Linked DNA regions of Homo sapiens: all the other regions are linked to region 1. The links are chromatin contacts, found by Hi-C or POLR2A ChIA-PET in ENCODE. All regions are on one chromosome and are shown on one strand. The core of a region is the stretch at or near the end of the contact, and the rest is flanking DNA. Distances in the headings are between cores, read along the strand shown. Region 1 has its middle 28 kb from the start of LINC00910. Region 2 holds the start of FMNL1 (formin like 1). Region 3 holds the start of GPATCH8 (G-patch domain containing 8). Region 4 holds the start of DNAJC7 (DnaJ heat shock protein family (Hsp40) member C7). Region 5 holds the start of HEXIM2-AS1 (HEXIM2 antisense RNA 1). Region 6 holds the start of MAP3K14 (mitogen-activated protein kinase kinase kinase 14). Region 7 holds the start of STAT5B (signal transducer and activator of transcription 5B).

Region 1 (3,086 bases), core at 587-3,086:
CTAGAGGGACGAGACCTGAGTACCTGTCTCCATGTGTGCAGCTATACAAAATATGTAATTGCCGGGCGCGGTGGCTCAAGCCTGTAATCCCAGCACTTTGGGAGGCCCAGGCGGGGGATCATGAGGTCAGGAGATCGAGACCATCCTGACTAACACGGTGAAACCCCGTCTCTACTAAAAAATACAAAAAATTAGCTGGGCGTAGTGGGGGCGCCTGTAGTCCCAGCTCCTCGGGAGGCTGAGGCAGGAGAATGGCGTGAACCCGGGAGGCGGAGCTTGCAGTGAGCCGAGATCGCGCCACCGCACTCCAGCCTGGGCGGCAGAGCGAGACTCCCTCTCAAAAAAAAGAAAAAAAAAATGTAATTAGACGTCTGTAACACATGTAATAAAGCAAGTACAGCAAGATGACTTTAGGTGATGGGCATACGGGTGTTCACCAAACAATTCTTTCAACGTATGTGTGAAAAAAAGTTTAAAGTAATGTTGGATGCCAGCTAGGTCAGGACGAGATGGGGAGGGGGAGGGGGAAGGGAGGGGGAGGGGATGCGGAGGGGAAGGGAGGCGGAGGGAGAGGGGAGGGGAAGGGGAGGGGGAGGAGGAGGAAAGAAGAGCCTCCTAGAGCTCTTCGTGTCTTTTCCGTTGTGGGTTTTTCCTCCTGAAGGGCAATGAAGCCGAAGGAGCTTTCCCAAGATTCCAGTGATTTACAGGCGCTTTTCTGTTCAGTGGTTGGCAGGCAGGGCACGGCGGGGCATGCAAATTTAAAATGGCTGCTTCTCTCGGGAGTTATGGGAGCAAAAAAGGAAAGTGAATATCCTCCAAAATAGTAACAATATTACTTACGCAGGTGTTCAGATTTGGATAAAGATACACAATCTCAACGTAGGAGAGAGAGTTATTCAGGGTGCTATCTGTCACCCTGAGGTTAGGATGTGTGGGAGAAGGAGTACAGTGGCCGATCGTTAACATTTTCGTTTTGAAAACGGTGTTGATACAGTGGAAGGCTTGTGGTGTTGCTGGCCCTTGATCGCTGGAAGGATTCCGAGGTGTAGTTTTCGAAGCGGGAGTTTTGTTCGCATTGGGCGCTTAGCGTCTGTTACTGTCGCTAACGGGAGATTGTCAACGTGTTTGCATTGGGCCATTTGCATCAGTTGGGACCGTTGTTACTGACCTCCTAGGTTGTGTGTTGCGTTTACACGCTTAAATCCGGGTTTCACGGTCTCTTAGTACTCGCGTATTTAAGCTCATCGCGCGTACCTTACTTCTACGCGTTCACGTCGGTTCGTCCGGGCCTATCAGCGCCGCTGCTTTTAAATTGGCCGTGTGCGCTTTACGTTTGCACCTTTACGTCGGATCACTGGGGTCCATCAGCGCCGTAGTTTTTGAGCTGGCCGGGCGTGCTTTCGAGCGCTTAGTTGCTTTCGGTTTCACTTGGTTGCGGCGTGACGATCATTGAGTTAAAGGTTACTGCACTCACTTCAGTCGCCATCGGTCTCCGTAATCTGACTGCCCTTTGCTATTACTTGCTTCACTCACATACGATATGCGGACGGTCCTATTTAAGTTGAGCGCCCATACTTCACTATCCCAAGTGGGACTGCTTTTTCATTTACGTGTCTCTATCCGAGGCAGTATAAACATCTTTCCATTCAAGTTTACCGCATGTGTTTCACTATCGAGAGTCGGACTGCTTTTGGATTTACGTGGCTTTGTGGGATGCGGTATGAAGATCGTTGCATTCAAGTTTACCGCCTCTACTTCACTGCAGAATCTGACTGCCGTCAGATCTGTATGACAGATTGTTGCATTCGTTTTCTGCGGGTACGTCACTATCCAGTCTACTTTTTCCATTGACGTGGCTGAGTCATATGTAGTATGACTGTCAGAGACGTTGGAACCTGAAGCGACCCCATTTTGAGTGAGGGCTAGAAAAATGAGGCCGGGACTTACGGGCCTGCATTCTCAGAAGGATATTCCTAGCTTTCAGATACTTACGGTTAAGGGAACAAATTAATGTTTACTGAAGAGACCCGAGTGTCCAGATAGCTGGATATCTGGAGAACAAAGGCGTTCCTAATTTTGCTTTAAAGGTAGTAATAGGGATTCTTGCAAAATGTAATAATTAAAGTTAATTATCACAAACCCTTGTAACAGAACACCTCTCCCCATGTGTACAAGCATTGTACCTAGGGTGGATACGTTCCTTCTCTTAGTTTCAGGAACGCCCTTCTCTGTCTGTGGAGTAGCTGTTCTTTCACCACTTTACTTTCTTAATAAACTTGCTTTTATTTTGCACCGCGGACTTGCCCTGAGTTATTTCTTGCGCGAGACCCAAGAACCCTCTCTTTGGGTCTGGATCGGGGCCCTTTTCCTGTGACGTATTTCTGGCCACCACAGATGGGACTATAGTGCTTTGGGGAAGTGTTGGGGTCCTATAACATATTTCTGGCGAATGATGGAAGGGACGATACTGAAGAAACTCCCCCAACCCAAAGGAAGTAGACTGCAGCACTGCAGTAGTCAGTAGACTGACTTTGGGTAAGTGGTGGAGTGCCCGGGTAAAGAATGGGATTGGGTTAGAGGCCCAACTTAATGGAGTTAGAGTCTTTCCTAAAAGAGAGTGGGTTAGAGGCCCCTCTTAATAAAAGGCAAGGACACTTGACCGACCTCGGGTTAGAGGCCCGACCGAGGAGGGTTAGAGGCCCCTCCCAGTAAAGCCCCTCTCGGCTAAAAAACAGGTTTGACACCGCAGGCTATGCTCTTTGTATTAGTCTGCCTCGTCCTCCTTGTCTTGGTTGCTGTCTCCGTTTCAGTGTCATTTTCAGGAGACTTCATTTAACTGGTCTTAGGGATTTTAACTGATTCTTCTCCTATGTCCCTCCCGATTTCTGTCCGTTTGCTTGTGAAACACTGGGAACCAAAAGCATTGGAGGATCCGGCTCTAAAATTGCTGATTGAGATTTGATATTTAACAGCTATGAGCAGTAAGATTCGATAGATGTGGTTGTGTTTTGTTGCTGCTGTGCTGAGTGTGATTGAGAAGCACTAGGATGGAAATCAGGGGACTTTTCTCCTTGCTGTTTTGTTTG
Region 2 (3,622 bases), core at 934-3,433, 1.9 Mb before region 1:
CCTCCACTTTCTCCACCAGCACACCCTCTCTGACCCACCTGTGGGTGTCCCCCCTCCACATCCTGGTACTCAGGGACTCCCAGTGGCATTTAGTGTCAGACTCAGCCAATCACAGCCACAAATCCAAGCAGGGCAAACAAGTCCTACACACACATCAGAACCTCACCATTTGACTTGTGGATTTTCCCCTGGTCTGAATTATTCACAGGGCTCCTCCCCATCAGCGTGCTAAACAGAAGATTGGGGTCAGGACCTCACCCCAAGAGCCCACACCCGCGACCATAGACACACACTTGGCGGAAAGACAGACCCATGTCCCTCCAACCAGGTTGGCAGGGGTCCAAGGACCCACCACCAATGCAGGCTCTCCAGATGGCCCCCAGAGACTGTGTCTCCTCATTCTCCCCCCTCCCCCATCTGCTCAGCTCAGCTCAGCTTTGTGAAGTCCTATGCTTGGGGAGCGGGGAGCAGGGCAGGTGGAGAGATGGAGAAGTCAGGGGCCAGCCTGGTGTGAGGCGTCCCTCAGTGTCCCTGCCCTCCTCTAATCAAGCAAGGTGTCTTCACAAGGATGGATCCCTCGCCACCCCATAGCTCCTCCAAACTCCCCCCAGCCTTCTCTTGGGAGAGGACAGAAGCCAACATTTTCAGGAACTGTTAGGAGGTGACCCTCTGGAGCCATGCTGAGGATCTAGCACGTATGGCCTAATGACCAGCCAGGCGAGGGGAAATGATGTCAAGGAGATGGAGGGCCACCAACTGAGCCAGAACCCTCTGCGGCCTGTGTCTCCGTTGAGCCCCCACCCTCAGACCTGCAGGGACTGGGAAATGCATCTGGGAGAAGGCACAGCCTCATTTTGCCTGTCACCCAGCGTCCAGCAAGGGAAGGCTGACAGCAGGCAGGCCACCAGGCAATTAGTTAGAGGAGGGAGCCAGGGCCAGGGCGTCGGGGGTGGGGAGAGTGAGAGTGAGCAGCTCTTCCTCTCCCTACTTCTGCCTTATGCAGGGTCTTGGAGACCCCTGAGTCTGCTCTGGAGCCCCCACCCCACTGAACATGTTGACTGTTTCCAGGCTCGGCCTGAGCTGCTGGTTCCCTCCCAGAGACCTATTCCCCAGCGACCCCGCTCCAATTCCCCAGGTAGGCACAGAGGGGGGTGGTTCCAGATTTTGCTCCACCCCTAGCCTGGGCGACCCACCCGTCCTGACCCCACCCTCCCTCATCTTACTCCCTTCAGTGGCTTGGAAAGGATGCCCCAAGATAAAGACCCACAGGCACCCTGGCTCTGACATATGGCGGGGTAGAAACACAGATACCTCCTGGCCATGATCCGACAACCCCATTCCCCGCAGCCCAGGCGCCCAACAAATCAGGACCCAACACCTCCAGCAGGTCTCCCGCTCCCGGGAGGTTGTAACCCTTTCATCTTTGACTCCAGACACAGAAAGGCAGATGCCCCAGACCCGCGCCCGGTGGCTGGGCCTGCGTGCAGTGGGGAAGGGGGCGACCCGGGACCCCTGTGCGTGCCCCGCTCCCAACTTCTTCACAGGACATACTTGTTTAGACCTTAAGACCCAGCTGGGGTGGAGGCGTCTTAGGGAGGGAGACCGGGCGATAACTGAAGAAAGTTTTGGGGGGAGAGTGCTAAGTCACTCTGAAAAAAAGGCCACTGTCGCTCCCACCTCCTGGAGGGGGCAGCTGCCGGACCGGGGATCTCCAAGCGGCACCTGAGTCCCCGGGGGCGGGGACGCGCGCCCAGCCCCTGCCGCGCCCCTGCCGCCCCCCGCCCGCGCCCGACCCGCCTCCGGGTCGCACTCACCAGGGCGCGGTTGAACCTCTCCTCCAGCTCTCCGGCCGCGGGCATCGGCTGCTTGGGAGGCGCGGGCTGCTTGGGGGGCGGCGCGGCGGGGCCCGCGGGCTGCTCGGCGCTGCCGGCCGCGTTGCCCATGGTGGTCCCCACCCAGCCGGCCAGGCGCCTCCAGCCTCGGAAATCCAGCTTTCCGGGGGACGGGGACGAGGCTCCCGGCCCGGGCGGGGGCGAGGGGGCAGCGGCTGGCGGTGGCGGCGGGGGTCTCGGCAGCGGGGGGCGCTCGGCTCAGCGGCGCGCAGGGGCCGGAGCGCGGCGTCCCATCGGGGCGGCCCCGTCCGTGGGACCGGGCGGCGAGCTGCAGGGTTGGGGGAGGAAGTCAGGCTGCAGGCCGCCGGGGCCAGAGGGCTGGGCCGGGGGCAGGAAGCTGCGGCGCTGGCTCCCCCCTCGGCGATTTTCGAACTTCTGCTGTCGCTCCCCGTGCGCGCAAACCGCAGTTCGCCGCCGCCGCCGCCGGGCACCCAGCCCCAGGGGGGCGGGCTGGAGGGAGGGGGCGGGCGCTGGCCGGGGGACCCCCGCAACCATGGCGGGCGGGGAGTGGGCTGCCGAGCCGCTTCACCTGCCGCAGAGGGGGCGGCCGGCGCCGCTTCACCTGCCGGAGCGGGAGGCCACCGAGGCGAGGCCGAGGCGGCGGCGCGCTCGGCGGCGCCTCCGGGTCCTAGAACCGCATCCTCCCGCTCGCCTCGGGCGAGGGATTGGCCGGGTCTGGGTGAAGGGGATCACGGCCTGGGGATTGGAGGGGCACATCTTCTCCGCACCGAGGATCTCAGCGACTGCGAGCACGGCTCGGAGACCCACGGTGGTGCAGCGTTGGGGCGCCAGGGCTGCGTTCCCGTCTCGCGTCCCGGACTGAGAAGGTGGGAACCCCCTTCCAGGCCCCCCACCTTTTATTTCTCTCCTCCCCTGCTTAGCCCAGAGACGAGCTGAGGACGAGGGGGAGCCATCTCCAAACAGGAACTCCTAAACAGGGTGGGGGGCGCGGACGCAGGCCAGTGGAGACCCCCGCCACCTGTCCCACCTCGACCAACCGTGCGCCTGTGCAGGGCACCCCTACAGGTTTTAGAATGGGGGCACCTATGGAATATGGCAGGCTGCGAGAAGCTGGGCCCGCCAAGGTGGTCCCAAGGAGGAGTGGGGGGTTGCGGAAAGGAGGATGAGAGCCAGCCACAAGGCTGGAAAAGGAGTGGGCACCGCAGAGGAGGGAAAAAGAATCTTGACACTGTCACCGCCAGGGATCTAGGGGGGCCTCTTACCTTGGAGAATAACAATCTCTGATGTCTGCTAATTACAGAAATACTTTCAGAGCTCTTTCATTCATCCTGACAATGGCCAGAGAAGGTAGGTATTGGTAGCCTTATTTTAGAGATGGGGAAACTGAGGCTGAGAGTAGGTAAGTAAGCTGTCCAAGGGCACTCAGCTAACAAAGGACAGAAGCAAGCCTCCTCACTGTCTACCTCCAAAACCTACACTGGCTTGGAGTTGCTGTCCTGGCCCTCCACTGCCCATCTCATGTAGGACGGGAGAGTATGGGGGGCTGGGGTCCCATCTATAGCCTGAATTTGAGACTTTCAGTTGCTCCTCTCATTCCCCATTTAATTTGTGGGGATCCCCAACTGACCCCTCCCTACACTTCCAGGGCACTGAGGAGGGAGGGCCCGCTGAAGGAGCCCCGAATTATCTCTAGGCCAGGTCAGGAGCCATTAGTGTCCCCTCCCCTGACAGCATCCTCCTCCTTCTGCCCTCACATTCAGAGCCACTGA
Region 3 (3,763 bases), core at 325-2,824, 1.1 Mb before region 1:
TAATTCCAGCATTTTGGGAGGCCGAGGCAGGCGGATCACGAGGTCAGGAGATCGAGACCAGCCTGGCTAACACGGTGAAACCCCGTCTCTACTAAAAATACAAAAAATTAGCCGGGCTTGGTGGCGGGCGCCTGTAGTCCCAGCTACTCGGGAGGCTGAGGCAGGAGAATGGCGTGAACCCGGAAGGCGGAGCTTGCAGTGAGCCGAGATCGCGCCACTGCACTCCAGCCTGGGCGACAGAGTGAGACTCCTTTTCAAAAAAAAAAAAAAACAAATGAGCTGGGCTTAGTGGTGGGCGCCTGTAATCCCAGCTACTAGGGTGGCTGAGGCAGGAGAATCTCTTGAACCTGGGAGGCGGAGGTTGCAGTGAGCCGAGATTGCGCCACTGTACTCCGGCGACAGTGCGAGACTCCGTCTCAAAAAAAAAAAAAAAAAAAGAATACAATGTTTGAATTCTGTGTGCCCTGCCTCCCCTTAGATGGAAGCGTAGGCTGAAGCATGGGTGGGGCAAAGGGTAACAGCTAGAAAATACACACCCTTCCTCAAAAAATTACATTCCATTTGACTCTTTCAGGGCAGGGTAAGACCCATTTTTCCATTGTGTGATTTCTGTCAACTACTCTTTTCAAAAGGAGAGAAGTCCTGCCACCCTTCTATGTGTTTTATGTATTTTGGCTAAGAGTCCTGGAGCACTGGGTGAGGTCCTCAGAAGGGATGGAAAAATCCGATTCTTGACTCTCATAGTCAGCGCTAGGCAGGAGCATCAGAGATTACTGAATCCAATTTCCCTATTGTATAAAAAGGAAACTGAAGCCCAGAGAGCTTTAGTCGATCTGGATCAACTTCGGTCCCTTGTGAAATACTTCTCTCAAAGGATGGCTCGAAGTCAAGCTCCTTGCAGTCTTTGGGCCTTTGGGTCTAACGTTCCCTATGCCCCAATGCTGTAGGCTCCTCGCTGTGCCTCGGTCAAAGGTCCTTTCAGAGACTGTCCCTCTCAGCACTGTGGCCAGTTTTACTTTTTTGTGGCACTTGTTGATATTTAAAAATATTTATTTTACGAGTTATGTGAGTTCTTCCACTGGAATGAAATCCCCATAAGAGGAGATCATTCCTGTCTCGTTCACCGTTGAATCCTCAGGGTGAGCTGAGATTCGAAGCTAAGCAGTCTGGCTCTAAGGTCGCGCTTTCGGCCCAACATTATGCTGCTATTTAGTGAAGACGATGGACTTCTGCGCACACGGGGAAGCAACAGTGAGAAAAGACACCCGGAAGTGAGCAACAGCAAAACATCCAGATTTGTCCGCACGGTGCCCCCTCTGACCTTTCCCTCCGGAAGCTCTCGCGGCTCTCGGGCGGGAGTGCGCACGCGCGGCCACCGGGGTCGCTCCGGGTCGCGCGCGGAGCAGGGGCTAGAGGGAAGGGTCAGCCTCCAGGGCTGGCAGGCGCCTGCGCCGCGGGGCTCCCGTCAGGACGCGCATTCTCGCTCCCTCCCTCGGCTGCGCGCGCCCGGTGGGCGTGGGAGGAGGCGGGGAACCGGGGAGGGGTGGGTGTCGCAGGAGGGAAGGAGCGAACCGGAGAGCGTCGTCCTGAGAGGAGTGAAGGCGGCAAAATGGCGGACCGCTTCTCCCGCTTCAACGAAGACCGAGACTTTCAGGTAAACACGGGCGTCGCCGAGGATGCGGGGAAGGCGCTGGTCTAGCCCAGAACCTCCTTCATCTCCGGCTCCCAGCCCTCTTTCCTTCCAGTTTTGCTCCGACTTGCGAACCAGCTCGCTCTTCTCCCGTCTCTGCTTTCTCAAGAGGCCTCCCGGCTTGAGGGAGGCCGCATCTCCTCGCACCCGCATTCTCTTACCCCTGAAACTCAGGCCGCGGGGCTTGCGGCTTCCGCCTGTTTGGCATCGGATTTCGGAACCGGGCCTGAGCGCCGTGTGAGGGGCTGTGCCCTCCAGGTCTGCCCGATCTGTGCCGGCGAAGGGCTGGCTCCCAGGGGACAAGAGGGGTGGTTGGGTTGGGCTGAGAGGGCTTGGGGGAGAGTATTGCTGAGGCCAAGGCTTCCGAACCCCGGGATTTTGCTCTCACGGATCCTTTTGGGGTCCTTCTCTTTTCTTTCTTCACTGTGATAAATCAATTCCTTTCATTGTCTGCTTTTCCTCTTCCTTACCTGGGAAAAGGTTGCCTTCGCTATCAGACGCCTTATTGGTTAGTCATACATTGAGATTTCGCGGGGCATAAGTGTTGCTGTTATTAGGCTGTTAATTGGGCTTGGAAAGCAGTAAGTTACTGGACTATGATCCGATGTGAGCCTAACCTCAAATCCTATCTCGAAAGATTTGTGAGAAGCGTGATGATAATAGGCCGTCCACGCATGGGGTCACTAGTGCCAAAAGCTTGATTTTTCTTTCTTCAATTGCAAATGTTAGTATGGAAAAATGCCCTTACGATGGCAAGCTCTATTGAGTAAAAAATAAAGGCCAAATTAGAATAACTTGTTTTTTCGCTGTTGAAAATACCTTTCTGTTGAAATTGTTACCGCGGAAATCTCGAAGACTAAAAGGGATTTAGTAGAGATTGGCTATTTCTAGGTAAAATACATCCGTAGAGTCTCAAAAAAAAAAAAAAAACACTGCATTACTACCGCATATCCTGGCAACTGCAATTTGGGTCGGGATGAATCTCAGAACTCAAGTTTTTATCCCGCTGCAGATCCTACTCAAAGCAGTACGAAAGCACTCTAGATGTGTTTCAGAAGGCAGTTTAAAGAGTTTGAATTCCCTGAGATGATAGGATTGGTAAATAAATAGGTAAAGCAGTTTAACAATTTTAACTCAGCACTGTTAACAGTCTAGTACATAGAACGCTTATGAGAAGTTTTGCAGCAGTAAGGGATCTGGGGGCTGTTAAAAAGCCTTGTGATCATGCGCCTGCTGTATAGCTGCAGCACAATACAGGAGAGTCTCAGGATGTTCTAAGGATATAATGCAGATTCACCAAAGTTTGAAGCAGTTCATGTTAGCCTTTTGATCCCTGAGAAATATATATATATACACACATATATATATATTAGCAAGCACTATAAAATATGAGTTGGCTGCAAGGTGTATGAGCTTTATTGATTTTTAAATTACCGGTAGAGACATACTGATAACTAAAGCCCGCAAATGCTTTTCAGAGGAGAGAATAATCTCAAGGTGACCTAATAAAATCGAAAATAGATAATATGGACAGTTAAGTTTTGAGGGAAGATGACTGTCAACCACAGAATTCCAGCAGGCTTAGCAAACAGGATTTTCAGGGCCTTTAATGAAGATTTTGAAAATTGTGGATAGCAGAGTGTGAATGCTGTTTCCTGAAAAACATTCAGGGGGTTAGCCTGTACTTTTTCAATACTCAGTTTCCAAGTAAGATGACCCTGTCTTCTGATGCTTTAGTTGGGTATTGCAAAACCCGATTTTGGTTTCATGGTAGTCCTTTGAAGATGATACGTATACTTCATTTTCTGCTTATATGTTGAAAGAACCAACCCCTGTTAAATTGGGTCAGCCAGGAAAAATTTTTTTTTTTTTTGAAATGGAGTCTCGCTGTGTCGCCCAGGCTGGAGTGCAGTGGCACGATCTCGGCTCACTGCAACCTCTGCCTCCCGGGTTCAAGCAATTCTTCTGCCTCAGCCTCCCAAGCAGCTGGGATTACAGGCACCCGCCACCATACCCGGCTAATTTTTGTATTTTTAGTAGAGATGGGGTTTCACCGTATTGGCCAGGCTGGTC
Region 4 (3,612 bases), core at 214-2,713, 1.3 Mb after region 1:
GTTAAATTTAAATATGGTAAGCCTTGGGGATTTGTGAAACATACAAGAGATATCCAGTAGATAGTTGGATATACAGCTGTGGAAGCTGAAGAAAGGTCTAGGTTGGAGATATGAAAAGTTGAGAGTCATCAACAGATGGAAGTAAAGCTGTGGGAATAAATGAGTTGCCTTAGATAGAACATAAAGTGGGAAGATGGTGAGACAGGTTGGCTAGCATTAGACTGGACTATGAGCCACTGGCAGGCAGGGCAGGTGGTCTGTAAGTCTTGTGCCCTCACAACCTAGCACAGAGTAGGCGTTTTGGAAAGGGCTGAGTGATTGGCTCAACGAATGACCCCTCCTTTCCAACCTAGTGAGCTTGTCCTATCCCTCCCTACTCAGTGGTCGCTGTGGTTTCAGCTCCCTCCACACTGGGATAGGCAGAGTATGAGCATTGGCACATGCTGTTTTCCTGGAACAAACAGGTAAATCCTTTTAAAATTCCTTTGCCCTCTTCTTATTTTACTCTTAGCTTTACATTGTAAAGCTACTCCTCATACTCCTCCAATTTAACCCCAGAAAGCTCCAATTTAATTCAGCTCCACAAATAGTCGTTTGGGTGAGGGAATAACAACAAAGACAGTTAAACTGTGCCCTTGTCCCCTATGAATTCTCAATCCAGACCGCATTCGGCAAGGCAAGCGTGATGAGTAGAGAGTTTATATAAGAGGTGGGAGTACTGGGGACACAAGAGCAAGGACCTCACCCCGCGAGCTTCCTTATAAACTCCAGGGCAGGGTCTGGGGCGCCATGTGTCAGCTTTCCTAGGCTTAATGCTGAGATGGCACTCCCAGGCGGCTGACATGAAAGGAGCCTTGTAAAAGGGTCAGCGTCATTAGGGTGATGAACCAGTTGGTGTTTGGAGATCCGGAGTGGATGAAAGGCGCAGGGTGAAGACGCCCTGCGTTCCCCTGGCTTGACTGGGCAGGGCTTCCAGAGAACGATGAAAGCTGGGGGAACTGAGCTCAAAGTGTCTCTTGACTTTCCCGGGAAGAAGCTGTGGACACACTCCAAGGTCGGAAAGGTAGCAGTGGGGACTCCTTCCCTACAGAGTCTTGGGTCACCTGGTCCCCACGCAACCCAGACTCCACGGAGCCTTTCAGGAAGACTCTCTAGGATTGGAAGTTGCTATGGCAATGAGGCTCTTGGAATACTGAAAGCAGCCAAGCCCTAGAGAGGCTACCACCGGTACACCCCGCCTTCCCACCCACGGGTAAAGTGGCGCCGCCTACGCACCGGCACAGCCCCTGGGCTCCCGCCCCGGCGCGGAGACCACCGTGGACATCCGGGGGCGGGAGGCCGCTCTGGCCCCAAGCGGAGCCTCTCTCTGGTAGACGAGCCCGAGGGAGCCCTTCTGGGCGCGGCGCCGCGGAGCTGCTCTATGCTCCAACCGGAAGTGCTCTTCACCGCCGGCCTCCCACCCAGCTCTCTGGTCCCGGCGGTAAGATGGCGGCTGCCGCGGAGTGCGATGTGGTAATGGCGGCGACCGAGCCGGAGCTGCTCGACGACCAAGAGGCGAAGAGGTAACCGGGTAGCAGGGTAGTAGAGGAGGCGACCTGCAGCTCCGTGGCTCAGGGAAACTCGTTCCTGCCATGATGCAGCCCCCAGCTGTTGAGGCGATGCCCCGCCCTCCGCAAACACCCCCCCATCTGAGATCAAGGCCGGATGGACCCCCTGAAGGGGCGCTCTTGGGGGTCGGCCTTCCTCTCCCGCTTCCGCCTGGCGTAGGAGCTGAGGCATGGCCTTGTTCTCCAGCTGAGAGGACGATCGTCCTTATAGGAGAGGCCGAGTCTCCGAGGGCAATTTCAGAGGTCTGGTGCGAGGTGGGGGAAGCGGCGCGGCGTCGATGACGACTTCCTTACATCGCCCCCGACCCCCGCGTTCTCTTGTTAACTTCTGTGCATTGTTGCCTGTCTGCACTTTCCGTCTCCAAAACCTTTGCTCTCCTCACCCCGTTTTCCCTTGTAATTATACCCCAGCGATCACTAGTCTGGGTTCGAAGTGATTGTGTGTCTCCATAATTGACCTGGTTGCCCCCGGTTATCCCAGAAGTCAAAGATGACAGAGAAAAAAAGGAAGAGCGAGGGGCTTATCTCGTGTTCTCTACGTCAGACTCCTCTTCCCCTGTCCTTCCTGGGTGATCTTTATCCTTCCCAGCACTGTTCTTTCTTAAGTTAAGCACCAAGGAAGAGGGCAACTGCTTGGGCGCTGTTGGCACTCCGAAGCAGCCGCAGTGGTTCGAGATTGCCAGTCGGACTAGCCAAGGGAGCTGCTGAGTGAGTGGTTTTCGAGAACGCTCTAGATTCTGGCAACAGTTAGGCCAGATTATTGGAAGTGGGGTTGGAACAGAGTTGTGGGTAGTCATACTTGTTCTAATCCTAAAGCAGAATTGACAAGAAGGTTCTAGAAGTTTGGAGCCCTTTCCTTATCAGCTGCGGGTTAGTCTGACCCTTTTGTTCAAGATATCTACAGTGCCCTCAGTCTCTTTGCAACATACTTTATATCTTCATACCAAGCCCGTTGTGTCTTCAGGCTGGGTAATTTGAGGCGGTGATGTAGAATTAGTTCATGAGATCTGAAATCAGGATTCTGAGATTTTTACTATCTAATGAGTTCGAAATATAAGAAGTACTCGGACGCAATGAATAGTTATCAAGCTTGAGGGTGGTTACCACAGCCAGATCTCAAGTTCCTGATCTGCTGGGAGCTGAGGGGCCTGACAAAGTGTAATAGGCCCCTGGGATATCAGAGAAGCCAGGACACCAGAGTCCAGTCTCTGTTCTTAATTTTGAGCTTTCATGTTGTTCCTACTTCTTCCTAGATATTTAAAGCTAAGCATCATCAACCCTTATACATCATTAAAGAGCTGCACAATGGGAAACAAAATTCCTCCCAGTGCAGACGGAGCTTAAATTAATTGTAGAGATTTACTTGTATTTGGAAAGAGTTCAGTGGTTCTTTATACTGTAAATAGGGATTTGGCCACAGGTTATTTATTTTTTATTTTTTGAGACGGAATCTCGCTCTGTCGCCCAGGCTGGAGTGTAGTGGCGCGACCTCAGCTCACTGCAAGCTCCGCCTCCTGAGTTCACACCATTCTCCTGCCTCAGCCTCACCAGTTGCTGGGACTACACGTGCCCACCACCACATCCGGCTAATTGTTGTTTTTTTTTTGTATTTTTAGTAGAGATGGGGTTTCACCCTGTTAGCCACGATGGTCTCGATCTCCTGACCTCGTGATCCGCCCACCTCGGCCTCCCAAAGTGCTGGGATTACAGGCGTGAGCTACTGTGCCGGGCTGGCCATAGGTAATTTTAAAAACTCACCCTACTCATTGTAAATCTCTGATGTAGAGTGTCCCTATTTTGGACTTCATTTCATAGCCTCCTATCTTAAGCAAATACATTTCTTCAATCACAGCCTTAGAGGATAGTCTATCATAAAATTGGAGTAAATGAACCTGAAGACATATAATAAAATAGGTTATGCTGTAATGTGACCACATCACACAAAACATGGTATTTGATAGCAGTACAACAAAATAAGGTAAACTACCTTATTTCATGGAATTTA
Region 5 (3,775 bases), core at 525-3,024, 1.8 Mb before region 1:
CTCTGACGCCCAGGCTGGAGTGCAATTGCGAGATCTTGGCTCACTGCAACCTCCGACCCCTGGGTTCAAGCGATTCTCCTGCCTCAACCTCCCAAGTAGCTGGGATCACAGGCATGCGCCACCACTATGCCAGGCTAATTTTGCATTTTCAGTACAGCCAGGGTTTTGCCATGTTGGTCAGGCTGGTCTCGAACTCCTGACCTCAGGTGATCCACCCACCTAGGCCTCCCAAAGTGCTGGGATTACAGGTGTGAGCCACCGCACCCGGCCAGTTACTAAGATTTCATCAGCTAGCATAGACTGGGATTCCGGCCTATTGCCTAGTGCATAGTACTGATTCGTCAAAATACTGGTTTTCCAAATCTACCAACACATCTGGGACAAGAAGTTTGGATCTCAGCTGTGGGACCCGTGCTCGTGGTGCTTGGGTGGGCAGGAGGGCAGGGACTTACCTTGGCCTCCTCCAGGGCCACTGGTGACTCTGCATTACAGGCGGTCTGGTTCGGAGTGGCCATCATCTTCTGTTCCAAATCTTTCAGCAGACGCCTGGAACTAGTGACACCTGCTTTGAACAACAACAGAAACCTAAATCCTGAAGGAACGTCAGGAATACTCTGGCTGCCCAGAATTGTTTGCCCAGGCAGTGGCAGCCATTTTGTACCCCAGCCCTTCATACCCTTATTCTCAAATGCAGGCCCCGAAGGCTGCCTCCACCGCTGGTTTTCACACCTCCAGCCAGCAAGGGGCCAAATGGGATTCAGGGGCCGTCTTCTCTGTCCTGCTCCTCGGGTCCCTCACCAGGACTCATGTCCTGTACTGTCCTCCTGGAAGTCACCGAGGCCCAGGTTGGCAGCCAGGAAGCCAGGTGTAAGTTTTGTTTCCCCAACCACCAAAGGGGCAAAGGAGGACTGCCTGGGGAGGCTGGGAGTGCAGCGGGGCTGCTGCTGCCACGGGAGAACATGGAGCAAGCTCACGAGTCCTTCCCCACTGTCTCCAGTGGCCCCAATCTTGATGCAGCCCTGCACCCCCAACCTTCTCCCCAAGCTGGGCTCCAAAGGCCAGAAGCACAGCTGGGACCTGGGCCAGCCTAGTGCTGAGGACTTTTCCTCTAAGGTCCTGGCCTGCCTCCCTCCTTCCTCTCAGAAAGGGAAACAGGAGAAAAGGGGAAAGAGGTCTTTGCACTACATGCAGCTGGGAGGGAAACCCAACTAGGATAAGGATGGATTTCTTGGAAGAAGGGAGACAGTCATGGAAAGAGGTTTTGCAAAGGTGGAACTGACCTATTCGCTGTCAAGGGCTATGCACACCACTACATCTGTGTGCCTTTCTGTGCGACTGCCTGTCGGTGCAATTCCCAACGCCTGAGCCCTACCTCTTGCTGCAGTTGCAGCAGCTCTGGTCAAGCCGCTCAGGCCACTAAGATGGGGGGGAAGAGAGAGCCTGGACGCGCGGTGCCTGCTGGGGATTGTAGTTCTTCTGGCCTGAAAAGCGATCCAAGGGCCTGTAACGTCAACAGCCACACCCGAGACTCCAAAACCCATCTACCCTTGCGCGGGGGCAGACCGCGCGCGCATCACTGCCTTCTTTGATTGGTCAAGCCTTCTGCCAATATTCTCGCTTTTTTGGCAACGATTAGCTGTGAGGAGGCACAACTGGACCCGCCTTCTCCGAACTCAATTAAAGAGTTCATTGATGGCGTTAATCTTTACGGGGCAGAAAATAGATCCGGCTAAGGTGGGCGGGGCAGCAGGCGCGGAGGGATCCTTGGCCTTTGAGGAAGGCGACGAGAAGCTCGGCGGCCATCGCCGCCATTTTGGGCTGGGAGGAGGCAGCGGAGGGACTCGCTGCGCAGTGAGAGCACCCCGTGGGGGGTGGTCCGGGCGCGGGGAGAGGCCGGGCCGAGTGGGCTACCTGAAGTGGCGGCGCCGGGAGACGGCGGGAAGTGGGACCGGGGGCCAGGGAGGGTGAAGGTTGGAGTCTCCTCGGCCGAGCCCGGTCCTCAAACCGTCCCGGCAGCCCCGCAGCCTCGCCTCTCACAGAGTGCGGGGTTCTTCGGTAATTACCGCGTGTTTCCCGAGACCCCAGAAGGGGAGAGGCTGGTGAAACGGCTTCCCTCTGCGGTCTTTCCACAGGGGCGCGGATCCTGAGGCCGAGCTCTGCCAGCTTCCCTCCCCACCCCCATTCGGCCTGGGTATGGCGGCGAGGCCCCGCACAGAGGGACTCCCACTTCGACTGGAGAGGTGGGGGCGACGCCAGATTCCAGAGGCTGGCGCCGCGGGGGAGGGCGGAGGTCGCAGGTCTGGCCACAAGTCGGCGTGGCAGTCAGCTGGAGGCTCCGAGAGCGGAGATCCCAGTGCACCCACCTTACCTCGCTTACACCAAAGCGCCATCTCGCCGCCCGGGTTGCGAAAAACCACGACCCTCTTAAACTACTGTAGCAACCACTAATTCCCCCTGGGAGCAGCTAGAGAGGGGCACTTGGAAACCTTCACGAGCTCGGTGCCTGAAGGTCTCTGAGGCTCTTGCCCTCAAGATCTCTCCCATTCAGCCCCGATTCTCCGGACAACCTGACCTAGCATGTCGCCAGCCTCTTGGTGAAACGCCTAAAGTGTGCTGCCCCACTTCTCTTGAAAGTTTACACCGAAGGGATGAGGTTTTGCCCTTTACAGGGTTGGGGCACAAAGTCGGAGTCGCTGCGGCTCCGAAATAGAAACGGAGTTGCCCATTTCGTATGCTTCATCAACATCTGCTTGCATTTTGAAATCCTAGTCTTAACTTTTACACAACTTTTAGAGAAATGGCTGCCCTCCTAGAGGGAAAAACGAACTACAGTAATTCCAATTCCAATGTAATCTTTGTAAGACTACAAAATCTTTCCAGTTTAAAGATTTTTCTTTTCCCACAGACTAAACAAAGTCAGAGTATTTTGTGTTCTACTGGTGCATTGTTACTAGGTAACCTCAATTTTTTGAAATTCCAAGTAATTGAAGGATCACTTTTGTAGATCCTAAATGCTACCAAAAAAGAAACCAGTTTTTATCTACTTCATATGTATAGCGTTTAAGAGATGAGGAGACCTGCTTTGAAAGAATAAACTCTTAACCTTACATTATAGCTGTAGCAGCTTCTTAAAGATTGAAGTTTGATGTGAAGTTCTTTTATTGAATTGCAGGTTAAACCATCTTACTTCCTACTGCTTGAAATCTAAATCCAGAGAGATTTGTGGCTCAAGGATATCTTCAAATAAAAGTTTTATTGCTAAAATGTCAGTTAAAATTATGCCTAGGTAGGTGCTGAAGTAGGAGAGGCTTTGACGTAGCAGAGTGACTGGCAGTGAATTTTGTGGGTACCTTGTGATGAGTCTTATTATCAGTTACAAATGGTCAAAACATGCCTAAGCCTTCAGCCTTACTAAAAGTTTAACAGAACTTGGCCTGGCGCGGTGGCTCACACCTGTAATCCCAGCCCTTTGGGAGGTGGAGGCGGGTGGATCACCTGAGGTCAGGAGTTTGAGACCAACCTGGCCAACATGGTGAAGCCCCTTCTCTACTAAAAATACAAAATTAGCCGGGTGTGGAGTTGCGTGCCTGTAATCCCAGCTACTCGGGAGGCTGAGGCAGGAGAATCGCTTGAACCCAGGAGGCAGAGTTTGCCATGAGCCTCTCACCGTTGCACTCCAGCCTGGGTGACAGAGTAAGACTCTGTCTCAAAAAAAAAAAAAAGTTTTCCAGAACTGAAGTTCTGCTCCTCCTATTAATAATTTTTCTTCAGTTGG
Region 6 (3,747 bases), core at 920-3,419, 2.0 Mb before region 1:
TAGGTGGGAGTGTACAGGGGACCCAGGACCAGAGGTGTCAAGGGAACCTGGGCAAAGTACAGAGACACTGGGTGTTTTAAAGAAGGAATAGTGAAAGAGAGAGAAGGCAAAGGCAAGCCAGGGAGTGTCTGCAGACTCTGGAGGTGTGCCCACATCTTTCCTGAGAAGTGGTGTGCCCAGAGGCAAACAGGTGGTGGGAGAGGCAATAAGGGCATCCAAGATTGCCGATACCAACCTGTACATCTGGCCAAGCTCTGCCTTTCCCTGAGTCACTGAAATGCAAAACCCTAGGGGTGGAAAGAGATTTGGGGGCCACCAGTCCAGCTTCTTTCTTGTCTGCCATCTCCCAGCTAGTCAGTGGCAGAGCCAGGGTGGGCGCCAGAGACTGTTTGGCTCTAAAGCACGGACTCTACGGGAGCCACAACCTCAAATGCTCCAGGGGCCAGACAGGTGACATAAGGTTAGATGGTTGGGTGGCGGGAACTGTAAGGAACCGCAGGCTCTGCTCTAAGGCATTCAAATTCAAATTTAAAAAAATATTGGGCCAGCCAAACAAAGCATATTTCTGGCCTGGGTGAGTGAATGAGGCCCTCAGGTTGTGAGTTTTTGACCACTGCCTAAATAAATGGTCTTCCCTATTCCCCAGCAGAGATGACTGTTTGGCACAGATATCCAGAAAGAAGAGTTCAGCTTCGGACTGTCTGCAAAGTAGTCTCAAGCAGATGGTGGTCTTTGCTCAAACACTTCCAGAGATGGGGTGTTCCTTACTTTTCAAGACAGCCTTGGGTGGGGCCTGCCTATCCCCGGACTAGAGCCACTCACCACACCTACCATGGACCCTTCATGGAAGTGGGATGCCCAGGGTAGGAGTACATCTTTTATTTTGCAATAAAAAAAAAAGTTTGGATTTTTTTTTTAAAGGACTGCCTCACTCTGTTACCCAGGCTGGAGTGCAGTGGCACGATCATGGCTCACTGTAACCTCAGACTCTCAGCCTCCCCTCTAGCTGGGACTGCAAGTGCAAACTACCACGCCTGGCTATTCTTTTATTTTTTTGCAAGGACGAGGTCCTTGCTATATTGCCCAGGATGTTCTCCAACTCCTGGCCTCAAGCGATCCTCCTGCCTTTGCCTCCCAAAAGCGCTGGGATTACAGGAGTGAGCCACCGTGCCTGGCCTGGAATTTATTACAAATAAAATACAAGCTCAGTGTGGAAACACTAGATAATACAGAGGGGCAAAAGTTAGAAAAAGTTTCTATACCTTCCCTACTCCCCACCCCCGACCCCCATTCAGAAAGAAGCACTGTTGACACTTCAATGCATATTCTGAACTCCAGGTCCTTTCTTTGCATACATCAAGCTCTCATCCTCTTGCTGGCTCTGTGGTCTGCAAACCCAGAGAGCAGATGCTTTGCTCAGCGCTCGTACCACGCCACGCACCCACATGCTCTCTTTGTACCTGGGTTTCAACCCACAGGTCGGGCCCCTGTAAGCCCTTGGCTCCCCAAGCTTCTCGAGGGCAGGCACTGTAACCTTCTTTACTCATTCCAGGGATTCTACAGGACCAGGCACACGGTAAGAGCTCAATAAAAACGTCTCTACCCCCACCACCTCCCGCCTCAGCCGCCACCGCTTGGCAGCAGAGAGGAAGCGGAACGCGCGCGACCCACGAGGGAGAGCGCCTCGCTGTCTCCAAGGTAACCGAAGTCAGTGGCAGGGAGTGCCCACGCATGCGCACACTCGCCCTTCCTTCCCGTAACCTCGAGAACGCAGCTGGTAAGACTGCCAGAAGCCGAGGGCGCATGTGTGGTTCCACCAACACCCTAGTCGCCTCCGCCTTCTGTCAGTCCGCCCGCCCAGCGATCTCCCTTCTACAAACATCGTCCGGAAATAGTGCCCATTTCTGGAAACCAGGCCTCGTTAACCAATCGTTGCTAGGGAGCGGGAAGACGGGCTTGCCGGGACGACCGTCTCATTGGTTGGCGTAGGGGAGTGGGCGGGGCCACGGGTCGCGGTGCGGCCAAAGAAAGGAGGCGCGAAGCGAGGCAAAGTTACAGCCTCCGGGGGAGGCGTGGCCCCGGGGGCGGCCGAGAAGGCGAGGGGGCGGAGCCCGGGACCGGGGCGGGGCGACCACGGGCCGGGAGCTCAGCGGTCGGCGGCCGGCGGCGGGAGATCGCGGGCGAGCGGAGCGCAACACTCGCTTGGTTGGGGAGATCGGCGCTTGGCCGGTAGGTGACGGGGCGGGACCCTGGGGCCCGGTGCGAGGCGACCAGGGAGCGGCTGGGATGGATCGCCTCTCAGCCCCGGGCTGGGCTGCGGCCTGGCCCCTCGCCCCGGAGCAGTGGGGTCGGCGGCCAGGCCAGCGCAGTCCGACGTACCCCGTCCAACCCACTCGCAGCGGTCCGCGGGCGCGCCCTCGCACGCGCTGCCGGTGCCGCGCTCGCCCCGGGCCTCCAGGCCGCGCACTCCTGCTGGCCACACGCTGGCTCCGAGCGCGCGCAGGGGCCGCCTGCTTCCCCTTCACTAGTGCCCCGCGCCGCCGCCAGGCCCGCCCGCCTGCTCTGCGCCCCAGTGCCCCCAGGATGGAGCTCGCCTGCCGCGGGGCGGACGTGTCTCCTGCAGGAGTGCGCCCTGGCATCTGCCCTGGCGTGAAACCCTCCCGGCCTTTCATGGGAAGTTCTCAGGTCACACCTCAAGGCGGGGAGCAGGAGCTAAGCCTGTCCTCAGCATGCAGCGGGGCAGTGCTGGCCGCCCGCAGCATCCTCCCTCCGCCCTCGGACCCCAGTCCTCCTCTGTAATTCTTCTGGGCTCTCCAACTCGGGACTTTATCTGTCGGTTCAAATATAACATTCCCATCTTGGAAACCCATCGTGGCCCTGGCATCTTGCAGCCACTGGGCACCAGGCAGAGAGGGGCCACTTGTACGTACGTTTCCCACCTGCCCGGGAGCCTCCTTAGTGCTGGGTAGCTTCAGAAAAAGTGTTTCCTTCCTAGTCGAGGTTAAAAAGTTGCTCTCGGCCCTAAAGGGTGGACTGGAGGTATGAATGAGGGAGAGGATAAGTGGTGAAAAGGTACATACATCAGCAAAGTAAATGGTAAAACTACTTTTGATCGCTGGAGACAATGAACACCAATGACTTAATTAAGGACTTTAAAAGCACATGAAATTAAATGATTAGAGTGAGGTCATGATATAAAATAGGAGTCTGGAGTTTATTCCAAGAAAAATGTTGGAAACCCCTTGACTAGAAACATGGTCTTTCTGAAAGATTAGAAGGAGACAGTATCTTAACATTAGTGATGTGTTTTTTGCTTAGTGTCTTCATACCTGTGAGCTCCGTTTTCCTTCAGATGGCTGTGTGGTAAGACAGATTGTAGTGTCTTGTTTTATGGGCGAGGCACCTGAGGCAGGTGTGTATGAGGGAGTGGGGGTGGTATATATCTTGCCTGATGCCTCATAGCTGGGACTAAGGATGGGTCTTTCCCAGAATCCTAGATCAGGACCACATTATAGAACTGAGATGCAGAAAGGAGGGAGAAGTTTTTGGTGTGGTTTTTATGCTCTTAATGTGAGAGGACACTTAAAAAGTGCTTGCCTTACTTTGGTTGTGTTTGGATTTACTCTTGGTGTTTTTTAAGTGATATCAATCAGTTTCTTTGGAGCGATGCCAGACCTCTGAATTTTTCAGACACCTTTCGGACATCCTTATTTATTTTGAAGGGTGTGGAGAACTTCTCAGAAGATC
Region 7 (3,791 bases), core at 638-3,137, 1.1 Mb after region 1:
TCTGCCCTTGGGGACAGAGACAGAAACATGAAAACATGAAATTGTCCTTCAACACAAGAAGTGCTGTAATAGAGGCATGAATAACGCGGTGGGAAACAAGGAGGGAGGTCATGCTGCCTGAAGCAAATGTCACCGAAGGGCAGACATCAAGAAGGCAGGACATTCCAGGCAGAGGGAATAGCATGTGTGCAGGGATGAAAGCTCACAAGAAAGAGAAACATGAGTCAGGTGCGGTGGCTGATGCCTGTAATCCCAGCACTTTGGGAGGCTGAGGCGGGCAGATTACGAGGTCAGGAGTTCGAGACCAGCCTGGCCAACATGGTGAAACCCCGTCTCTACTACAAAAATACAAAAATTAGCCGGATGTGGTGGTGTGCGCCTGTAATCCCAGCTACTCAGGAGGCTGAGGAAGGAGAATCACTTGAACCCAGGAGGTGGAGGTTGCCGTGAGCTGAGACCGCACCATTTCACTCCAGCCTGGGCAACAGAGAGAGACTCCGTCTCAAAAAAAAAAAAAAAGAAAAGAAAAAGAAAAGATAAAAGAGAAATATGGAGAACATGGAGCACCTGAGTGTCAAAACATCATGGGCAGTAACTGTCAGGGAGATTGCCAGAGAGCTCGGGGTTGGTTGGCGCATCCATCCTGCTTCCTGCTTCCTTCTCTGGCCTCCAAGCTCCCTGAACCTACTCTGTGCAAAGCACTGTGCCAGGTGTTGGCCCAGAGTATGGGACTGCAGCAGTGGCCTGGGTAGCGGAGAAGGGTTTTTTGACCAGCTGGAGACCTTTGTGGCTGGTGTCATTCTGGAGGTGAAGAGAAGGCCGCTGGAAAGAGCTGCCCAGGGAGGACTATGGGAGAACTTGCAGCTCTGGGCCATCTCTGGACATGAACGTTTTGCATACACACAGGGGAGCTCTGTGTGTCTGAGTGGGGGCGGGAGGGGTCCTTCTCTCTCTTTTGGCCCCTGCAGCTTGGCTTCTGGAGCTTTCCTATGTCTTGCTTTAGTGCTAGCCCTTGGAGGGTTGCCAGGGAAACCGCTGGCCAGCTCCGGGAGATAGACGTAGCAGAGGAAAGGAGAGTGGGTGACTCAGCCTGGCTTCCCACAACCGCAACCCCCTCCTCAGCACGTGGAAAGGATCTGGGGGACCCCCTTCCCCTGGATCCTACAGATGACCCTGTTTATTCTTTCTTCTCTAGAGAGAGCAGTCCCTCCCGCAGCTCTGACTGGTGGGAGCCAGCCAGATTTTCCCAGGAAGGGAACCGGCCCCAGGCGCCCCGTCCCCCGTAGGTTCACCCTGGAACTCGGACAGGTGAATTCGGCCTGGGCGAATGTGAATTCCTGCCGTGCCCATGCAGGCGGCAGGAGCCCTGGCTGAGACGCCCTCCCGGGGGCAAACCCAGGATAATTATTGATCGGGGCCCCTGTGGACTTCTGACCTCGGCCTCGGCGGGAGAGGACCCGGAACGCGGGCCTGGGCTCCCAGGGAGAGAGGTGGGCGGGCCGCGGAGGGGGCCAACCAAAACGACCACGACAGTGCGCCCTAGCCCTGCTAGTGGTGGTCGACCCAACCCAAACAAAGCAGCATGTGCTTGCGGTGCGGCGTCGGCTAGGGAGCCGAGCCGGGAAGACACCCCACCGCCGCAGAAAGGGGGTGCGCGCGGCGCCGGCACCGGCACCGCCGAGCGCGCCGCCACCTCGGGTGTGCCGAGGGGGTCCGGGTCCTTCAAGGGCGGTCGCGGAGGGGGCGCGAGGGACAGCGGGCTAGCGAGCGCGCGCCGGGCGGAACCAGGAAGCGGGGCGCGCTCCGGGTTGCCAGCGGCGCGCGTCCCTGGGCCTCCGCGCGTGAGCGGCGCGCGCGCCCCCGCGGGCCCCGGCGGGAGGAGAGTCGGCGGCCGGAGCCGTCACCCCGGGCGGGGACCCAGCGCAGGCAACTCCGCGCGGCGGCCCGGCCGAGGGAGGGAGCGAGCGGGCGGGCGGGCAAGCCAGACAGCTGGGCCGGAGCAGCCGCGGGCGCCCGAGGGGCCGAGCGAGGTAGGAGCTGCGGGGCGAGCCCTGGGCCCGGGGCCGGGGGAGCCAGGCCGGGGAGCCAGCCCGGGCGGGGCCCGCGCTCCAGCCGCTCAGCCGCCCGTCAGGGCCGCGCCGCCGCCATCACTCCCGGGCCGCGGTGGTTGCGCGCTGGGCGAGGGGCGCGCGCGGGGAGAGGGGGTCCGGGTTGGCTGCCGGGGAGGCTGAGGGCAATGCGGGGTGCGCGAGGGGGACTTGCGAACGCCGCGGCGCCGCGGGGGGCGTGCGCTTTAAAGGCTGCGTGCGCGTGTGCTGAGTGGGTGTGTGGGGACCCCGCGCCGACCCCATAGGAGCTCAGGGGGCTGCTGTCAGCCGCCTCACACCTTCACGTTGCAATTCCGAATATCCCCAGCCGTCTTCCTTGCTTTAACTTCTTTCTTTCAAAAGAGGTTCCCGGGACTCCGGGGATGGGATGAGCCTGCGGGGGTGCCTGGTGCGGTGGGGGGTATTAGCAAAGCTTCAAGAAACAGGGCCTTATAAGGAATCAAGACAACAAATACGAACGTTTCGATAAGACTCTGGGGGGCGGGATCCCACATCAGGACCCGCCAGGCCTGGGCTCGTGCGTGTGGCCGTGGGATGCAGTGTGCTTTTTCTTTCTAGTCAGGGATAAAGGGTTAAAAGTGCTCCTGGTGTCGGGGGGTAGATATGGAGAGTCGGAAGGGGAGTTGTATCACAAAAGCTGGTCTGAGGCTAAAGGAATCTGGCAAGATGGTCGGGGTGAACAAAGAGGAAAGAACTCACACGGAGCAAGAGGCGGTTGCAAACACTTGTAGCCAGCAGTGATGGAAAAGCCAAAGAAGAAAACCAAGTGTCAGCTTTTAGAAAGACGGGATTAATGAAAAGCACAAGAATTTTAAAGACTAAAAGAGATACCGATTCTCTCTTTGCCAAAGAGCCAGAGTCAGTTCTTTTCTTCTTGGTCCCTGTGATCCCGCCATACCTCGTATCAAATAAATAGTGCCAAAAGTGGGTCAAAGAATGTTAGAGCTGGAAAGGAACCCAGCGATGATGCCATTCTTTTATTGTACAAATGAGGAAACTGAGGCCCAGATAGGTGGAGTAAGTGGCCTGCTCAGGTGACACGGCTGTTTGTTGAGTATCCAGGGATTGAAACTTCAAGGACTCTGAGATTCGTGCTCTTCCCAAAGCATCGTGCAGTATACAGATCTTTGCCTAGATACAATTCCATACATTTTCTCTGCAGTGTCCTCAGGGAATGCCCTTTGAAAGGGCCAGCGTGACACTGAATATCATACTTGGGCTTATGTCATTTTTTTCAGTCTTCAAGTGGTGTTTATGGTCTGCTTGGATCTTAGGTTTCCAAAGCTGTTGGATAGCCGCCTGGGCCATAATAAGCTTTCAGCTGTTGGGTCTACATTATTTCAAATAATTTTGTTATCTTTCAATTAAGGTAATAGAACTGTGCCTCTCTCCCCAACATTCTATTGTTGTCCATTTGCTTATGTTATATTGCGTTATGTTCATTGCCTGTGAGTTCCTAGGTGAGGATGTATTTTATTGAGTGTGCCTTTCATGTTTTAAAATTTCATTTTGTAACACTGTAAATATTGGAGTGGTTCTGATCACTTCAAATGGGGAGAATCTTATTGATTGATTTTATTTTAAGGCTTTGGGTTGTTTTGTTTATTCATTTGGGTACCAGTTTCCATCTCATGGAAGATCACAGTTGTTAGAATGGACATGGCTAAATAAGAGAAGGGGCTG

The links. Hi-C counts contacts between places; a loop is a spot of excess contacts on that map. ChIA-PET counts read pairs that join two places held with the same protein, here RNA polymerase II (POLR2A). Pooled maps may share reads with other maps.
Region 2: a map of natural killer cell shows a loop between it and region 1 (10-fold over the local background). The contact joins the promoter of FMNL1 here to the enhancer-like site in region 1. A Hi-C loop is called at or near these places in 1 of 168 maps with a recorded cell type or tissue (natural killer cell), 1 of 37 single-sample maps with no recorded cell type and 5 of 50 pooled maps. POLR2A ChIA-PET finds 5 or more read pairs at or near these places in 1 of 52 experiments (AG04450).
Region 3: a loop to region 1 is called in a pooled map, with 4 times the contacts of the local background. The contact joins the promoter of GPATCH8 here to the enhancer-like site in region 1. A Hi-C loop is called at or near these places in 5 of 50 pooled maps. POLR2A ChIA-PET finds 5 or more read pairs at or near these places in 2 of 52 experiments (GM10248 and PC-9).
Region 4: a loop to region 1 is called in a map of naive thymus-derived CD4-positive, alpha-beta T cell, with 7 times the contacts of the local background. The contact joins the promoter of DNAJC7 here to the enhancer-like site in region 1. A Hi-C loop is called at or near these places in 1 of 168 maps with a recorded cell type or tissue (naive thymus-derived CD4-positive, alpha-beta T cell) and 7 of 50 pooled maps. POLR2A ChIA-PET finds 5 or more read pairs at or near these places in 1 of 52 experiments (HEK293T).
Region 5: a pooled map shows a loop between it and region 1 (9-fold over the local background). The contact joins the promoter of HEXIM2-AS1 here to the enhancer-like site in region 1. A Hi-C loop is called at or near these places in 1 of 50 pooled maps. POLR2A ChIA-PET finds 5 or more read pairs at or near these places in 3 of 52 experiments (B cell, OCI-LY7 and activated CD4-positive, alpha-beta T cell).
Region 6: a pooled map shows a loop between it and region 1 (3-fold over the local background). The contact joins the promoter of MAP3K14 here to the enhancer-like site in region 1. A Hi-C loop is called at or near these places in 1 of 37 single-sample maps with no recorded cell type and 5 of 50 pooled maps. POLR2A ChIA-PET finds 5 or more read pairs at or near these places in 1 of 52 experiments (Caco-2).
Region 7: a loop to region 1 is called in a pooled map, with 3 times the contacts of the local background. The contact joins the promoter of STAT5B here to the enhancer-like site in region 1. A Hi-C loop is called at or near these places in 2 of 50 pooled maps. POLR2A ChIA-PET finds 5 or more read pairs at or near these places in 3 of 52 experiments (CD4-positive, alpha-beta memory T cell, activated CD4-positive, alpha-beta T cell and activated T-cell).

The regions. Positions count from the first base shown.
Region 1 is chr17:43,359,246-43,362,331 of GRCh38, reverse strand. No RefSeq gene overlaps it. Among named protein-coding and RNA genes, the nearest start is that of LINC00910, 28 kb to the left of the region's middle. RefSeq lists silencers at 509-608, 1,059-1,118 and enhancers at 1,369-1,548, 1,594-2,289. Within about 2 kb of position 1,836, at least 38 of the 41 ENCODE cell types and tissues checked have a DNase peak (open chromatin) inside an H3K27ac peak, as active enhancers do; they include B cell, OCI-LY7, PC-9 and 1 more, where a contact is called at or near this core.
Region 2 is chr17:45,220,446-45,224,067 of GRCh38, reverse strand. It overlaps FMNL1 (formin like 1), which reads right to left and starts at 2,183. Exons shown (of 27, transcript NM_005892.4): 1 at 1,815-2,183. The coding sequence starts at 1,943. It overlaps FMNL1-DT (FMNL1 divergent transcript), which reads left to right and starts at 2,303. Exons shown (of 3, transcript NR_147507.1): 1 at 2,303-2,719; 2 at 3,614-3,622. RefSeq lists enhancers at 239-308, 644-1,144, 1,145-1,645 and silencers at 1,492-1,786, 1,709-1,818, 2,099-2,148, 2,159-2,608.
Region 3 is chr17:44,501,217-44,504,979 of GRCh38, reverse strand. GPATCH8 (G-patch domain containing 8) reads left to right here and starts at 1,574. Exons shown (of 8, transcript NM_001002909.4): 1 at 1,574-1,654. The coding sequence starts at 1,610. RefSeq lists a silencer at 1,291-1,640 and an enhancer at 1,741-1,840.
Region 4 is chr17:42,015,290-42,018,901 of GRCh38, reverse strand. DNAJC7 (DnaJ heat shock protein family (Hsp40) member C7) reads left to right here and starts at 1,463. Exons shown (of 14, transcript NM_003315.4): 1 at 1,463-1,562. The coding sequence starts at 1,486. It also overlaps a transcript of NKIRAS2 not described here. RefSeq lists a silencer at 1,155-1,304 and enhancers at 1,415-1,824, 1,895-1,944, 1,055-2,254.
Region 5 is chr17:45,159,537-45,163,311 of GRCh38, reverse strand. It overlaps HEXIM2-AS1 (HEXIM2 antisense RNA 1), which reads left to right and starts at 1,774. Exons shown (of 3, transcript NR_186789.1): 1 at 1,774-1,851. HEXIM2 (HEXIM P-TEFb complex subunit 2) reads right to left here and starts at 1,437. Exons shown (of 4, transcript NM_001303441.2): 1 at 1,281-1,437; 2 at 677-824; 3 at 453-562. The coding sequence starts at 518. RefSeq lists enhancers at 1,198-1,327, 1,338-1,537, 955-1,570, 1,688-1,917, 1,571-2,186 and 1 more.
Region 6 is chr17:45,315,442-45,319,188 of GRCh38, reverse strand. MAP3K14 (mitogen-activated protein kinase kinase kinase 14) reads left to right here and starts at 2,169. Exons shown (of 16, transcript NM_003954.5): 1 at 2,169-2,229.
Region 7 is chr17:42,274,487-42,278,277 of GRCh38, reverse strand. It overlaps STAT5B (signal transducer and activator of transcription 5B), which reads left to right and starts at 1,887. Exons shown (of 19, transcript NM_012448.4): 1 at 1,887-2,030. RefSeq lists a silencer at 1,645-2,254.